Linked DNA regions of Mus musculus: region 2 is linked to region 1. Evidence: chromatin loops called from intact Hi-C (ENCODE). Cell type or tissue: heart. All regions are shown on one strand.

Region 1 (8,000 bases):
ACATAGACTGGGAGATGACAGATAGGTAGATGCTTTGCAAGTATGAAGGCCTGAGTTCAAATCCTGAACACCTATGTAAAAAGACTGGTATGAATGCATATGCCCATAGCCCTAGAATTGGGAGACAAACACTGTACTCTTGTGAGCAGTTACCAGCTCAGTTACCACTGTTCAAAATATACTATTTAGAAGCAAAAAATAATAAAAAAACAGAAACAACTGCCAAATTAATGATTATAAAATAATTTTCTTGTGCTTTTCATTGATTTTATATTTTGATTGCTTTTGAGCTAATTTTAGTAATTGCTTAAAGGTAAGGGTTAAATTTTACTAAATATGCGGATATTCAGGTTTCCCAATACTATTGCCAATACTCTCCCCTCCCCCATTAAACAATCTTGGCATCTTTGTAGGAAATCTTTTGACTGGCTTTATTTATGGGTTTTTCCATTCTGTTGATCTCCATCTTTGTCTTTACATCAGTGCCACACCATGCTGATTAGTGTTGTCTTGTAAGTAGTTTTGAAGTCAGAAAGCATGTGACTTCTAACTCCATTCTTCTTTGAAGCTGCATTGGTTGTTACAGACCTCTTAAAACATGAATATTAACATGACTTTTCCCATGTCTACAAAAAATTTCAATTTTGAATATCTTATTTTTGAAATATCAAACTCCTAACTTGAATAAAAGAGTAAATTTTAATCTGATAGATTACATCTCTTTTCAATATTCTAATGAAAGATTCCTCTTGGTGTGGGGTTTGAATGCTACTCTATGGTGGGTAAGCTCTCCAGAGAACTTTAGGCTGCTGTGGGCCATGTAGTTGTAGAGGAAAATTCTTCCAGAGAATCTTAAAGGTAATATTTTAAGCTCCAAGTGGCCTTTGAAGCCAACCATGTCTGAATGTTCTCCTGGTATGTTGTATTACTAATCACATTAGCATTGCCTTTTAAAATCCAGGAAAACCTGGGTTCAATTTCTATAATAATAACTAATAACATTATAAATTACATCTCTTTTTTTGCTTTTAATCCACTTATAACATTAGTATTTACTTAAGATGGATAAACATGTAATTTAATTTGTATGAGATTTAAAGATAACACATTTTCTTTTGCAACACTCGGGTGGAATGTGCTGAGTTTTTTTTTTTTTTCTTATTCCGTTTACATATTTTCCTTTGGAATAAACTATAAGGAACAAAGTGACTCCTGAATTATAGACAAAGCTGTCAGATGAAAGACTAAGGGGACTGACAAAATGAAACTGTTTAGATCTTTTGAACAAGGGTACGTAGTCAGGGTTGTCCTCAGGGATTCAGGCCCAGCTCTGCAGACCTTCTCATGTCACATAAATTTACTCTTCTTGATTTCAGCAAATATTTACTGAGTGCCTATCACATGGCAGGCACTCTGTGAGGGAGAGTAGACACAGCCTCTGTCCTCACAGTGGCTCACCACCCCAGAAGGAAATAGACAAGCAAACTAATAAATTACCTTATGTAAATAGATACAGAACATTCGAGTTCCCAGAATGGGAAGCGCTCACAGTATGGCCGTGTCCCGACCTCCCTGCTGCTGTGATGGAGTTATATTTAAGCAGTTAACTAAATCATACAAAGGAGTGGTAGAGTTTGGGAATAGCATCATTCTGGGTCTTCCATAAGCAAAGACAGATTTATTTTTATCTCAAATATATCCGTTGTTGAAAGTCAGCAGCTCCTGGCAGGGATGCCCTGTTTAAAACTAGATGATGCTAGATCCTCTTCTAGGGGTAGGATCCTACACTTCCCAATGCATATACCTCCTCTCAGCCAAGTCAAGGGACACCGAGACGGGGCCAGGGTGGCATCCCAAGAGTCTGCAGCAAGCTGCCTACCTTAGTGAGGCAGGAATATGAAACAGATCTGCTGTTCTGTTGTTCATGTGTAGGGATTAGGTGCCCAAGAGGATTTTGAATGGTTTTACCACAAAGAAGTGGTAAATATTCACCCTGTCTTGAACTTTCACATTAGTATATCAAGCTTGGCACGGATCCTCATAGGTGTGTACACTTTCTATGGGTCAAATAAAATAAATTACACTAACATTGTGAAACAAGTTATAAAGTGTCGCCCCAAGTCTTCCCCTGAGCTGACTGGCATGGGAGACTGCACTGTTTACCTGAAGGGCAGAGGGTCATTGTCACCCTCATTGTGCTCCCAAGGTGACATGTGTCCCCATTTCAAAAATGCAGACAGAGGGCAGAGCTAAGCTTCCCCCCCCCCACCCCTCACCCACCACCCCCGCACCCATTATAGCTTTGCTTGTTTCAAAGACTTCATAATCCAGGAAGTTTAAACACAGTCAAAATCGATACCAGGTATAATGATCCATAGCAGCAGTTTGCCTTTAAAGGAAGCTGTTCTCAGGTTCAGCTTCCGAGCTCTGTCAGGCCAGCTACACTGCTCTGCTGCATGTGGAATGTTCTGGAATCCCCAGCGTCCTCCCTGGCGTCTTCCATAGTATGGATGACGTGCGCCTGTTTGCCTGGATCTGGTCGGGTTTGACACAGTCTAGCTTTCTAGGATTCTGTTTCCCTTAGTAACTAAGGCTTACTTGCAAGCAAACCAGCAGCATAGTTGGTGAGCCTGATTTGTCGAGAACCAGTAAACACATCTCAGTTTCCAGGGACCCTCTTGATCTGGGGGGACCACGATTCCTTGGTGAAGAAAAGTCAGTTGGACTTACAACTCCAACAGATCATGGAAAAGTCCCTGGAAATGAAGGGACGGCTGGAAATCAAGGAACATCACAGTGTAGCCGAGAGGGCCAACATTGGGAGGAAGGTTTTTATTGAGAGTGAGAGAGAGAGAGAAAAGATACAGACAGAGGCATCTGGGAGAGTCCAGAGCAGAGAAAAAAGAGAATGTAAACTGGACATGGCCCTGGGCTACAAGGAAGCAAGGGAGTGGGAGAGATTAGTGGAGATAGCAACGGACAGAGAGCATGGTGAGAACCCAAGAGAGCTCAGCTCAGGCCAGTGCAAGAGAGTAGGGCAGGGGGGAGTAAGATGGCAGCGCTAGAGAGCTCAGGTGAACAACTCGTGTGGATTATAGAGTAGCTGGGGGCAGGGGGGCTTAGGACAGGACACACAGCAGTCTCTCTTTGGTGCTGAGTAGCCGTGTGTCTGTCGCAGAGCAGTGGCTTCAAAATGTACCTGTGTTGCAGAATCATTTGCAGAGCTGTTCTAAAACACACTGATAAGGGAAAGGCAGCTGTGCAAAGGAGGCTTTCTTGCTTCCAGTGAGCATGGCTCATGGACCTGGGGTCAAATAATCAGAAGTCCTCGAACCTCCGCAGTCCAGTGGCTTCCAGGTATTTTGTCTGGTGAACTCAAAGAATGACTTTCGCAGACAATGGAAGAATGAGTTGCAGAAAAGACGTTTTATTATAGGTCAAAGTTTAAGAGAGAGTAAGCAAGCAAAGTTCCCATATCGATGGGGAGGGGGGCTTGGGAGGGGAGGGAAGAGCGGAAGGGAGGGAATGAGGAAGGGGAGAGTAGAGGAGGGGATGGGAGGGAAGAGCAGAAGGGAGGGAATGAGGTTAGATAACAACTGTGTATAGTTGGTTCTCACCTTGCACTTTATATAAGTCCTGAAGCTCAAACTCAGGTCACTAGGCTTGCCCACTGAGTCATCTTCTTGGGCCCCTTCTGGGTCTTTATACCATACATATCTGACAGTGTCACTGACCTGTGGATTAAAATATCCAAAGCTTCTTGCTACTCTGTGACTCAGTGTGGGCCTTACAGGGCTTTATGTGAGGACATCACTACTCTTGTGCTACAACATCTGTTTGTTCTTTTCATAGTCTTTTTCTTTCTCTTTAAGATTAAAAGAAAAAAATTTTAAATGGCTGTTTTGCTGTGTGTGTGTGTGTGTGTGTGTGTGTGTTAACCACATATGTGCCTGGTGCCCTCTGAGAAGAAGACATTGGATCACCTATAATTGGAGTTACCAATTGTTGTTAGCCAACATGTGGGTGCTGAAAATTGAACCCTGGGCTCTCTGCAAGAACCAATGCTCTTAATCATTGAACCATTTTTTTTTTTCAGCCTTGAACTTGGAACCTGGAGCAGTCTAACCTGTCTCCATTTTTATTCATGGTGGCATTTCAGATCACATGCTCCTAGAGGCCTCCTCTATTAGCGCAGATTCAAGTCAGATATTTTAGGTAAACATCACTCCCAGCCAGGTGGTGCTGGTGGTGGTAGTGTACGCCTTTAATCCCAACACTCGGGAGGCAGAGGCAGGAGCTGCTCTATGGGCTTGACAATAGCCTGATCTACAGCCAAGGCTATACAGTGAAACCCTGTAGTGAAAAGAAAGAAAGAGCTGGGCAGTGGTGGCGCACACCTTTAATCCCAGCACTCTGAGTTCGAGGTCAGCCTGGTCTACATAGTGAGTTCCAGGACAGCCAGGGCTACACAGAGAAACCGTGTCTCGGAAAAACCAAAAAAAAAAAAAAAAAAAAAAAAGAAAGAAAGAAAGAAAGAGAGACAGAGAGACAGAGAGACAGAGAGACAGAGAGGGAGATAGAGAGAGAGAGAGAGAGAGAGAGAGAGAGAGAGAGAAAGAAATCAATAGATCGATTGATTGATCATTACTCCCTATGCCTTCTCCAGCACATGGTTTTTCTACCATATTACCATATTATAAGTTACTTTCCATTTCAGCATCCCTTCAAACTGACAGGAGGTAATTCTTTCCGTAACACTGAATGCAATGCATCGCCCAATGTGAATGTTCCGAGCGTGTTTAATGAATGATTGATTTAGCTCTGGTTTTGAGCCTGTTTCATTTTATCGTGTCTCTGACTCTGGTTGCCTGGCAAAGCCCCTAATAAGTCCTTTGACTTCCTGACTCATGCTTACCTGTGGCCCAGGCAGCAGTGGAGTGACTCTTTGCTGCCCCCACATGTTTTGATTCCGCTCCCTCTGCAATCAACTGAGACTACACTCCTTGCTCTCTAGTGTTACCATGAGCACAGAGAGGAGGTAGGCTCCGTGGCAGAGATGTGAGACTCCTGTGCTTCTTTCTGTGCCTGAAGCTCATATTTGTTTGTAAGTAACTTGAACATCACTGACTCTTTCTTCTCTAATCCCCTTTCTCTTCTCATAGAGAAGAAGGAAGCTCATTTGAGAGCTGTCTTCAAAGCATTCTTCTCTCTGGTCCATTTACATTCTTAAGGTCTATTGAGGTGCTTCCTGGAGTCCTAAGACCTTAACCACTTGTTTCTGGTTCATCTGCTCTGTGCAAGTAATGTTCAAAGGAAGAAGTTTTCTGACATTAATTTTATCCCTTTTCACAAAAATTAACACATCCCTAAAAGTGGAGCTGTAGAGTGGTTTTATCCCAAGGTGCAGGATCTTTTCTGTACATTGAATCATGTATTTGAACTCATGAACAAATTTACTGTGATTGCATGGTCATCACTAATCTGCCAATTTGAAAGATATTACACAGGCTGGGTGTGTGGTAGTACATAACTTTAATTTCATGGAGGCAGAGACAGGTGAATGTCTGTGACTTTGAGACCAGCCTGGTCTACATAGTGAATTTCAGGCCAAACAGAGCTATGTGGAGAGTCCCTGTCTCAAAGGGGGAAAAGCTATCCCAAGGCCAGCTGAGGTGGCTCAGTACATAAAGATGCTTGGGGCAGCTGATGACCTGACTTTGAGCCTTGGAACACTCATGGCAGGAGAGAACCAGTTCCTACAAATTGTCCTCTGACTTCCATGTGCACGCGGTAGCATTTTGCATGCACACACAAAACACAAACAAATAATGAGTAAATAAAACAGATGTGATAAAAATTTATCTTAAGTCATAATATCATAGAAACAACATGGTTAATCTTTCCAGAGTTAGCTCTGCACCAGTTACAGGGACCCCCTAGTAAGTTCCTGATGGATAGGGCAGCTCTGGATACACTGTAGCTCTCTTATTTGGTAATTCGTATCTAGGATAATTAAATGAAGATGAAGTGTGTAACACGTGATGTCATATTATGACTAAGTGCAAGAATAAGTGATTTTTTTTTAGTAAAATAAACAGGTATTTCCTTTTCTCATATGGAAGTACTAAAAGCCCAAACAGCCAAAGGATTCTTCAGCAGCAGCAAGAACACAACAAAAACAGTGCTAGAAGCGTCACCATCCCCAGCTTCAATATATATTGTAGAGCCATAGTAACAAAACTGCATAGTACTGGCACCAAAGCAGACACATAGACCAGTGGAACAGAAGACATATGCATAAATCCATACAGCTACAGCAACCTGGTATTTGACAAAGATGCCAAATACACTCGTTGGAGAAAAGGCAGTTTCCCTACCAAATGACGGTGGGGAACTAGATATCCACATGTAAAAGAGTGAAACTAGTTTCAAATTGCTCATCCTGTACAAAGGTCAGTCAACCTGAATCAAAGGTCTTGATATATGACTCCAAACCCTGAACCGAAAACACTTCAACTGAGAGGTATAGGAATAGGCAAAGACTATTTGAAAGGGATGCTGGCAGCTTGGGAATAATACTGAGAATTGACTGGTGGGGTTGCATGAAACCCAAAGGCTCCTAAAGAAAGTAAGTGAATAGGGAGCCCACAGAAAACGACAGAAATCTTTCACACATCTGAAAGAGGGTTAGTATCTAGAATTTATTTAAAAATTCAAAGACCTAAACAGCAAAGTAACAAACTACTCAGTAAATGGGTTAATGACACGAACACACAGCTCTCAGAAGGTGAGATACAAATGGCCAATAAATATGTAAAAAGATGTTCAGTATAATTCATCAAGAAAATGAAAATTAAAACAATATTGAGATTCCATTTACTGCCTGTCAGAATGGCTATCATAAAGGAAACAACATGCTGGCAAAGACTCAAGGAGGGAGAGCTAATACACTGTTGGTAGAAGTGTAAATTAGGCCAACTACTATGGAAATCACCATAGAAGTTCCTTAATAAACTAAAAGTTTATGTAACCTATGATCCTACTATATTACTCTTGGGTATAGTCTCAAAGGACTTTAAGTCAATACAGCACAGGGATACTTGAACATTTTACATTAAAAATTATTTATTTTTATGTACATTTATATGTGTTTACCTGCATACGTTTATGTGCACCATGTGGATGCAGAGGCCTGCAGAGGCCAAAAGAAGGAGTCAGATCCTCTGGAACTGAAGTTACAGGCAGTTCCGAGCTGCCAGTCATGGGTGCTGGGAACTAGGGCCTGGGCCAGAACACATGCTCTCAATCACTGAGCCATCCTTCCAGCCATGATACTTGCACTTTTATCTTTACTGCAGCACTATTCACAATAGTCAAGTTATGAATCACGCTAGACATCTGTCAACAGATGCAGAAAGAAGAATGGTATACACACAATAGAGTTTTACTCCATTATAAAGTTGAACAAAAATATAGTAACAGGAAAATAGGTGCCAATGGGGACCATCATTAAGCTAAGTACACCAGACTCAGGTAAATGAATATTGCATGTTCTCTCACCTGTGAATCCTAGATTTTGTATAGATGCATAATCCATAGACATGGAAGTGGGTGTGAGACAGGGGCAGGAAAGAGAAGAAAGGCAAAGAGATTGACCAGTTATAGTGAAGTACATGATATAATTGTACAAAAATTATCCATGACACCCATCACTATGTACAAAAAATGTACTCCAGTGGAGTTTTATATTAAAAATTCTCCACAAGAAGAGGCCATCTAACAAAAATTATAGCAAACATCTCTATTGACTTAAGACCTATTCTGGGCCAAGTTCAACATTAGTCACTCCATGAATGTATATAATTCCATCCTGGCAACATTCTTATGAAGTTGTTATGGTTTTGTTCCATAGATGATAAAGTTAACTTAGAGCAACATTCATAGATCACCCAGGACCAGACTTTCTTTTTTTTTTCACTTCTAGGGCCAGAAAATAATTC
Region 2 (8,000 bases), 140 kb before region 1:
TATAAGTAATCCAATCTATAAATGGGCCAATGAACTTATCAGACACTTTTAAGAGAACTACAAATGGCTAGTAAATATTTGAAAAAAAAAGTTTGTCATTCTTAGTCATCAGAGAAGTGCATGTTAAAATTGCTCTATGATGACATCTCACCCAGTTCGAATTGCTACTATCAAGAAAACAAATGGTAACAAATGTTTGAAATGTCAATGAGGATGTGGTGACAGCAGTGTCCTTACAGACTAGAGCAGCCACTGTGGAAATCAAGATAGACCACACAGCCTAGCTGCAGGTCTCCTGGGTATATCCCAAGGAACTCTTAAGTCCTACCTCAGAGATATTTGCCTATCATTTAATACTGCTGCACTATTCACAGATAAATGAGGAAAATCTGGTACAAGCACAATGGAATTTTACTCAAATGTAAAGAAAATGTAAATTGGGCAAGATGGCTTGCTAGGTAGAGGTGCTTGATGGAGAATTTCCAGAGGAAGCTAATAGACACTACAAAGTTGTCCTCTGACATGAAATTCATTGACACAACTGGAAATCATCATGTTAAGTGCAATGAGCTAACACTCAGAGTAATAAATACATTTTCTGTGAAGTGGGTGTGTCTTATATGGAGAAAGAGGCACACACACACTCACACAGAGAGAGAGAAAGAGAAAGAGAGGGAGAGGGAAAGAGAGAGAGACAGAGACAGAGAGATATGAAACTTGAAGTGGACCATGGGAGAGGAAAATGAGATTTTTTTTTAAGAGACTACTTTTGATGCTTGTCAAGGCGGCTGAGGCTAAAAGGAATGATCTGTCCAAGACAGTGGATGTGGACCGTTTTCCATCAAGAATGGGTGTCTTCATGTAGCCAATGCAGAGCTGGTCCATCTAGAGGCGCGCCTCAGGCTGTAGGGATATGCGGCATGGGCAGAAAGTGAACACACGGTAGTGAGCAAACAGCTGAGGGAGGCCATGCGCGGGTCAGAGAAGCATACGTGGTTCCTGGAGAAGTGGGTTATGGAAGGTGCGGGAGACGCTCACAAACCGAGCGTTGAATAGGGTGATGCATCTTGATTCTTGCGGCTCCTTCATCCAGACAGCCAGAACCTGCCGCGACTGACTCCGCATCCTGCAAGTTTGCACCAGCTCTGGTTATCCAGTGAGCACCTGTGGCCAACAAGTGCACGTACTGTTGTGTGTTGATGATGCAGATCTCACGCTCTACCTCAGAGATGAAGGCTCCTGGGTGCCTGCCAGGTCGCAGCGTGAGATCTGCTATGTTACTGTAGAGGTAGTCATCAAACTTGAACACACGCAGCACTTGCCGTTCTGTCAGACAAAGAAAGTCAAAAGGTTTCCCTGAAGATAGATGTTGCCCTTTTCCAGGCAAATGACACAGTCCCAGGGGAGGGATCCCTTCTCATAAGGCTTTCCAAAAATATTCTGCCAGTCAGCGAAAAAGCTGGGCTTGTCTGCCTGCATGATGACTACATCGAAGAGTTGGGGCCAATCGGGACCTAGCAAGTACCGCGTGCCGTTGTCTACAAAGTTGAAGGGACTTTTCGTGATGAGGAACAGCTGTTTTTACACGGCTACCATGCAGCTCAGATCTGCAAATGTTTCATCCCCTCTCAGGATGTACTTTGCCGTGCCTCGCTCAATCCGTGGGTACAGAAGACCTTGCACATTCTGGGTGCCATCTCTCACATTCTTGTAGAGGCAGGTGAATTTGGTCAAACTCCAGGCCGTGGCTCAGAAAGTAGTTTACCATACAGGACAGCAGTGGCATCTCTGGTAGTGAGATGTCCATGAGTTGCTTGATGGATGGGCCCTTGCCGTAAAGCCGCGCATCTGTTATAGTGGCAAATGCTGGGTGCCACCGTCTAAGGTCAGTCACTTCATCCAGCTCAGGATGGAGGTCCCTATAGGCTCTTTCCAATTGTACATAATGAAAAGCATCAATTTTCATCAGAGAACTCTTCTGAGTGTCAAAGTGGAAAGGCCAAGGATGTCAAAGCTGGGGTCCTTGTCATTCTTCCGGATCCTCGCAGGGGATCTATCAGGATGTTCCGGGAGACACTGACGACCTCAGGGTGAACCACATCCGCATATTGCGTCAGTGTGCAGTCATAGTCAGAGTCACAGACTTCAAAGTTACTCTGACTGATGTCACGGTTGGCGTAGATGGCTGCTGGGTTAAGGAGGCTGCAGACTTCGGGGCAGAATGTCATGCACCAAGCCTAGACATGTCCTGGTAACAAGTCCACATGTGTTTGCTGAGGTTCCCGCTGTCTGCGGGCACTGAGCCTGGGGTGCTGGAGCAGTGGGACCACTCCGGGACCCTGTAGGCTACAGTGAGGACTGGAGGGTGAGGACGAGGCCTTTGCACAGCAGCCAGAGGTGAGCTGCAACCACAGTCTGGCACCCGCCACCCCCCTGCCCGCTAACCCCGCCGCCCTCCGACTGGAAGATGAGATCTTAAGGGAGGTTGGAGGGGGTAAAAGAATAATAGAATGCATGTGGCATGAAAGCAGAAAGGAGACTGTGGGTAAAGGAGAGAGATTAGCAAAAGAAAGGAGGGAGGGAGTGGGGTGGGGGCAGGGAAGAGCGGTGGGACGGGCACACATAAGAACAAAATTTCGATGAAAATGCCTGAAGAAATTTGTTTCTGTCTTAACTTTTAAAAATTAGTCAAGGACTACCAGACTCTTCTTTTTTGACACAGGTCTCATGTTGCCTACGGCAGCCTCAAACTCATTAGGTAGCCAGCATGACGTTGAATTTACAATCCTTATAATCTGGAGTGCTGGAATTACTGATGTGTGCCACCATGTCCCATTTTAGTTATTACTGTGTATTGAAGTCTAGAGTTTCATGCACGATAGTCAAGCATGCTACCAACTGAGCTATAGCCACATTTTGGATTTTCTTTAAAAAAAAAAAAGTTATTATTTTTTAAAAGTTTTATTTGTTTTTTATGTGCATTGATGTTTTGCCTGCATGTCTGGGTGAGACTGCCATGAGGGTGCTGGGAACTGAACCCAGGTCCTCTGGAAGAACAGCCAGTGCTCTTAACAACTGAGCTATCTCGCCAGCCCCTGGATTTTTTTTTTTTTTTTAATTTTTTACTTTCAATGTTTTCATTATTAGAGAGTAATTGAGCACAGTAGAAAGGAACCATCTATGCATTTCAAAGCATGTGTTGTGCATGTAATAACGTTGTGTGTTTTGGCATTCTATAGCCTCTAAGCAGGTGTTCTATTGGGTATTTGTTATGTCAGGCTGATGGGCCATTGACATAGCTGATAAAATCCTATGCTGCAGAGAGCAAGGTAGCCACCAGATGGCGTGCAAGCACCAGCCACGGATGGACAAATGTATTCAGGTTAGAGCACTAGTGTGCATTGGTGTAAAAATCTATTTTTTTTTTTTCCTTTTGGAAAAGTCCTTAATTTTTAACCATATGTGGATGAACGCGAATATAGAAAAAATCCATTATTAAAATGTATCTAAGTGAAAATAAAATTTCATCAGTTGTCTGTCGTGCTTTTTGCCCTCTTTCAGGCAGAAAATGGGATGGGAAGGGGATTATGCAATGGTAGACTAGATACTTGAAAACATAACAGTAAGCGGTGCCTAAGACCTGCTGTCAGTAGTGGTCAGAACTCCCCCATGCAGAGAGCAACTGAGGACAGGACTGCTGTGCGGCTGAGATGCGCCTCCCCTGGAAGTGTCCCTGGGGGGCTTCTTCTTCACAGAGGCTGGCTAAAGTGTGGGAAACTAGGCTGGTGGTTCTTGCCTATAATTCCAGTCTCCGGACGCATAGGCAGGAAGATCGCCACAAATCCGAAGCCAGCCTGGTATTCGTACTGAGTTGTAGATCATCCAGTGCTACACAGCAAGACCCTCCAAAAGGGGCGGGGGACAAAACCTACAAATACCAAAGAACCATAGCCCTTCAGACACAAAGGCACCAGAGTGGTACTCAAAAGGAAAGGCTCGGTGAGGTGGCACAGGCCCACCTGCAAGCTCAGTACTTAGAAGCCTGAGGCCGGAGAGTTGGGAATTTGAGGAGAGTTTGAATTGATCCTGTTTTTAAGAATGAAGAAAAGCAAAAGAAAGGGAAAGAGGAGGAAGGAAAAACCTCTTCTTGATAGAAGAATGACAATAACTGTGAAAGAATAGTGTAATGAAAAAGTAACCATTGTAGCTGGACATGGTATAACATACCTTAATCCCAGTACTGAGGAGGCAGTAGAAGGAGGAATCCCAGACTACACAGGACAACATAGAGAAACCTTGCATCAAAACAAAACAACCCCTCCCGAAAACAAACAAACAAACAAACAAACAAACAAAAATCAGAAAACAACAAAGAAGCCAGCAACCTTGCAAAATATGGAGAATTTGTGAACATGAGAATACACCAGTTTTCTAAGAAAATTGTTTTTATTCTCACACAATTTTTTATTTGGAGAGTGGAGGGGCAGCGGGGAGGAGAACACTTGGTGGAGTTCAGAGGAGAGCCCTGTGGAGCCCATCTCTCCTTTGTGTGGATTCTGCGGGTCAATCTCAGGTCACCAAGTTTGCACATAGGTGCCTTTGCCCAGTAAGCAGACTCACAGGCCCTAATCTTTAATACACACTTTAAGATACCTTCTTCATACATTGAAGGAAAATTTGCAATTTCATTAAGGCAGTTAAAATCTTTTAGACTTACGTTGAATTAATAATACCACAAAATAGCTGAGATGATCATTTTAAAGCATAAAATTAAAATATAATTTTTGCTTATATTAAACTATATCTCTATTATAGTGTATCTCACATACACGCTGAAGAAGAGGGAACACACGAGCGTCAGCCAGCTTTGTTGATATAAAAATTCTGTGTTACTATTCTATGACTTATAACCTTAATTTTCCAGAAGTATTCAGAGTATTTTGGATTTTTCTTTTTTTCCTGAAAATCCAGCAGGACCTATCATTTGCTTGTAAATATCAAGTGTGTGGAGCAGACGGAGAACTTCGGCTCTCCCCTCCCCCATGTGTTCCTGGGCTATCACTGCAGAATGAGCACCGGTGTTAAGGCTCAGCTGGGCAGGTGGCCGTCCTCAAGGAAAAGCGCTTAATCTTGAAAATTTTAAATAAGAATATGCTGCAGAAGGTTAAATGGAGGGCTGAATAGGCAGACTTTAAAGGCGAAAGCTTTTTTAGTATGTAAATATTCATTATTTAACTAAAGTTTAAGTATCTTTATATATCTCATTGGACAGATGAAAATCATGATGTGTTTCTGGAGACTGACTAGGTCCTTTCAATCATGTGAAATTTGCATGTATACTACTTTAAGTTAGGTGAGTGTGTTCCATCGTCATTACTTCTGCTTGTTAGTTGAGTGAGTGTGTAGTTCTAACCTGCACACCGTGTTTTAGTAGGAGTCTATGTAAATAGGCGTCATTTGACTATAACTATATTAGCTAAACTGTGTGTCTATTTAAGACATTCGGATGCCCGGCTTCTCTGACTCTCTGGTCTTCATCCATGTTCAGACTTAGCATGATGCAGTGTTCCTTACAAAAATCTGCCATCAGTGAGGCTGGGAACCACGTAGGACACGGCTAAAGACAATTGGGTGTTAGCCTCCCCATGCCCATCAGACTCAGCTGAAGCCGACATGATCACGAGAGTCCTTTACCTCAAAGAGCCAAAGCTTAAGATCTCATTACACAGTTGAGCTGATCGCAGGAGGAATTCAGTTTCTAGGGCTGAATGTGAGTGACACTGAGTGTTTTCTTGGGAACATGGTCTTTAAATTCTATTAGAAGATGCTAAGGCAAACTTTATATGCCCCAGTACAGGGGAACACCAGGGCCAAAAAGGGGGAGTGGGTGGGCAGGGGAGTGGGGGTGGGTGGATATGGGGGACTTTTGCTATAGCATTGGAAATGTAAATGAGCTAAATACCTAATAAAAAATGGAAAAAAAAAAAAGAAGATGCTAAGGCATAAACAGAAAGCTGTCTCCCACCCTGCTAAGATGTTGACATGCTTTCATGCTGTTTATGAAATCATCTTTTGATGTGTATGTGTGTTTTGTCTGAAGGTATGTATATCGCACGAGTACCTGGTACCCATGGAAGTCAGAAGAGGGTGTTGGATCCCCTGGGCTAGAGTTACAGGTAGTTCTGAGCCACAGTGTGGGTGCTTGGAGCAGAGCTAGGGTCATCTGGAAGGACAATAGGAATTCTCAACCCCTGAGCAATCTCTCCTGGCTCTGTGGTCATTATTTTAACACAGAGTATTCCCCAGGTGTGACAGGTTCACAGGTTTTCCCAGCCAAGTTATTACCTTAAAATATGAAGTGTTGTATAGATGAAACTGTTACTGCAGTATGGATAAAGATTTTTCTTGTCCTCTCAGAATACGTGCTTTTAAAAATATAAAACCAAAAAGCACAAGATAGGTAACTTTATCTCTTTAAGAAGTCTCTTTAAATTTTATTTGCTCACTAATCACTAAAATTCTAAAATGAAAATTCTCAGCCTTCCATAGACCCAGTCTAAATTCTTTGTTCAAATGCATATATGAAGCTGTGCCCTTAATGCCTTATTATGGATTACTAACATCTCCACGTATAGTTAGTTACCTGTTCTATTCTCTCCACAATCGCAACAGGAAGTGCATAGAGCCAGGATCCTGTCTGGAGAAGGGATGTGGATCATCTTAAGTAGGTTTATTCAACAGAGTTAGTCCTGGCCAAGAGCTGACTGACTAAACAATGTAAAATAAAGTCGTGTTAGCAAATGTCCTGACTATGCCTCTTTCCCACTTCCAGGCTTAAAAAAAAGTTCTGCTAAACAAAACTTGATCAGAGAAGTTTTATTTAGTGCAATGTATCTAGGCTGACACAGTCATTTTTGTCTAATTTCCTATGAAACTGCCAGTATCACCACTGACAGAGTTGCTGCCATAGAAAATGGAAAGCACCTACTTTTGGGGGGATGGCCACTTGTTTTGGGGGGTGTAGAAACTTCTGGGAGTCACTGGCATTGTTTCTCATTCTGACTCGAAGTCCTGTCAAGTTAATTAACTTAGAAATTAAATTTGTCCACTCATGGTATTAGCTAGTATTATCCATAATGGTGGCTATGGAGACTTGATTTAGGCTGGGACGGTGAATATAAAGGAGCTAAAGAAAATTAAGATTTGTGTTTTTCCAGTGTCTGCCTGTGATGCTCAGATTACCCTGAGAAGAATCAATTTAGGGGAGAAAAGGCTTGGTTTGACGTCCACAGGGATAGAGGAGTCCATTCTGGCAACAGGCAGAGAAGGCAGGAATCAGAGGCTGGCTGAGCACACAGAGGCTGGCTGAGCACATAGAAGCTGGCTGAGCACATAGAAGCTGGCTGAGCACATAGAAGCTTGAGCATCCTGCATCCAAACATGAGGATCAGAGAGGAAAGCAAATACGCTGGGCTCTAAAGCCTTTGAGCTCACCCTCAGCCACATACTTCCTTCAGGAAAGCTCCACTACCTCTTAAAGGTTCCTTAAGTCCCCCAAACTTCACCACCAGCTGGCACCAGGTGTGCAAACACCAGACAGGCTACCATATCTGCCCGTGTGGCAAGTTAAAACAGACATTCAAAAAAAAAACAAAACAAAACAAAACAAAAAAAAATCACTGAATAAAATCACCTTCAGGCTAAGGTCTAAGAAGCCCATGAAACAAATTAATTTTATATGTAGGCTTGGGTTCTGCCCTCCAAATATCTCATTACATATATATGAATATTTCAAGAATAAAAAAGAAAACCCTGAAATCTTTAGTCACAGCATTTTAGAGTAGAGATAACCAACCTGCATTAAAAAAAAAAAAACCTTTAAAGAAAGACATAACTTTTCCTTCATAACATGTTTCCTCTTTCAAGTTTGTCGTTCTAAGGCTAAGCCACTGTACCTAACGCCCTGTGTATAGTGGTGAAAGAATAAAAGGTCTGGATAC

Evidence for each region. A loop is a pair of places that touch in the nucleus more often than their neighbours do. Peaks named below come from ENCODE experiments on the same cell type or tissue, not always from the same donor. Only the 100,000 strongest peaks of a DNase experiment are listed, where the experiment ranks them.
Region 2: it touches region 1 in a loop (5-fold over the local background); 8 of 42 quality-filtered maps call a loop at or near these places.

What each region holds. Positions count from the first base shown.
Region 1 is chr9:79,863,139-79,871,138 of GRCm38, reverse strand. The region is part of intron 2 of Filip1 (filamin A interacting protein 1); the gene reads left to right. Among named protein-coding and RNA genes, the nearest start is that of Gm35261, 60 kb to the left of the region's middle. In heart, a CTCF peak has its summit at 4,951; no DNase peak of the experiment used is centred here.
Region 2 is chr9:79,998,293-80,006,292 of GRCm38, reverse strand. It overlaps a transcript of Filip1 not described here and the pseudogene Gm8131. Among named protein-coding and RNA genes, the nearest start is that of Filip1, 24 kb to the right of the region's middle. In heart, no CTCF peak of the experiment used is centred here; a DNase peak (open chromatin) is centred at 3,332; H3K27ac peaks cover 322 bases.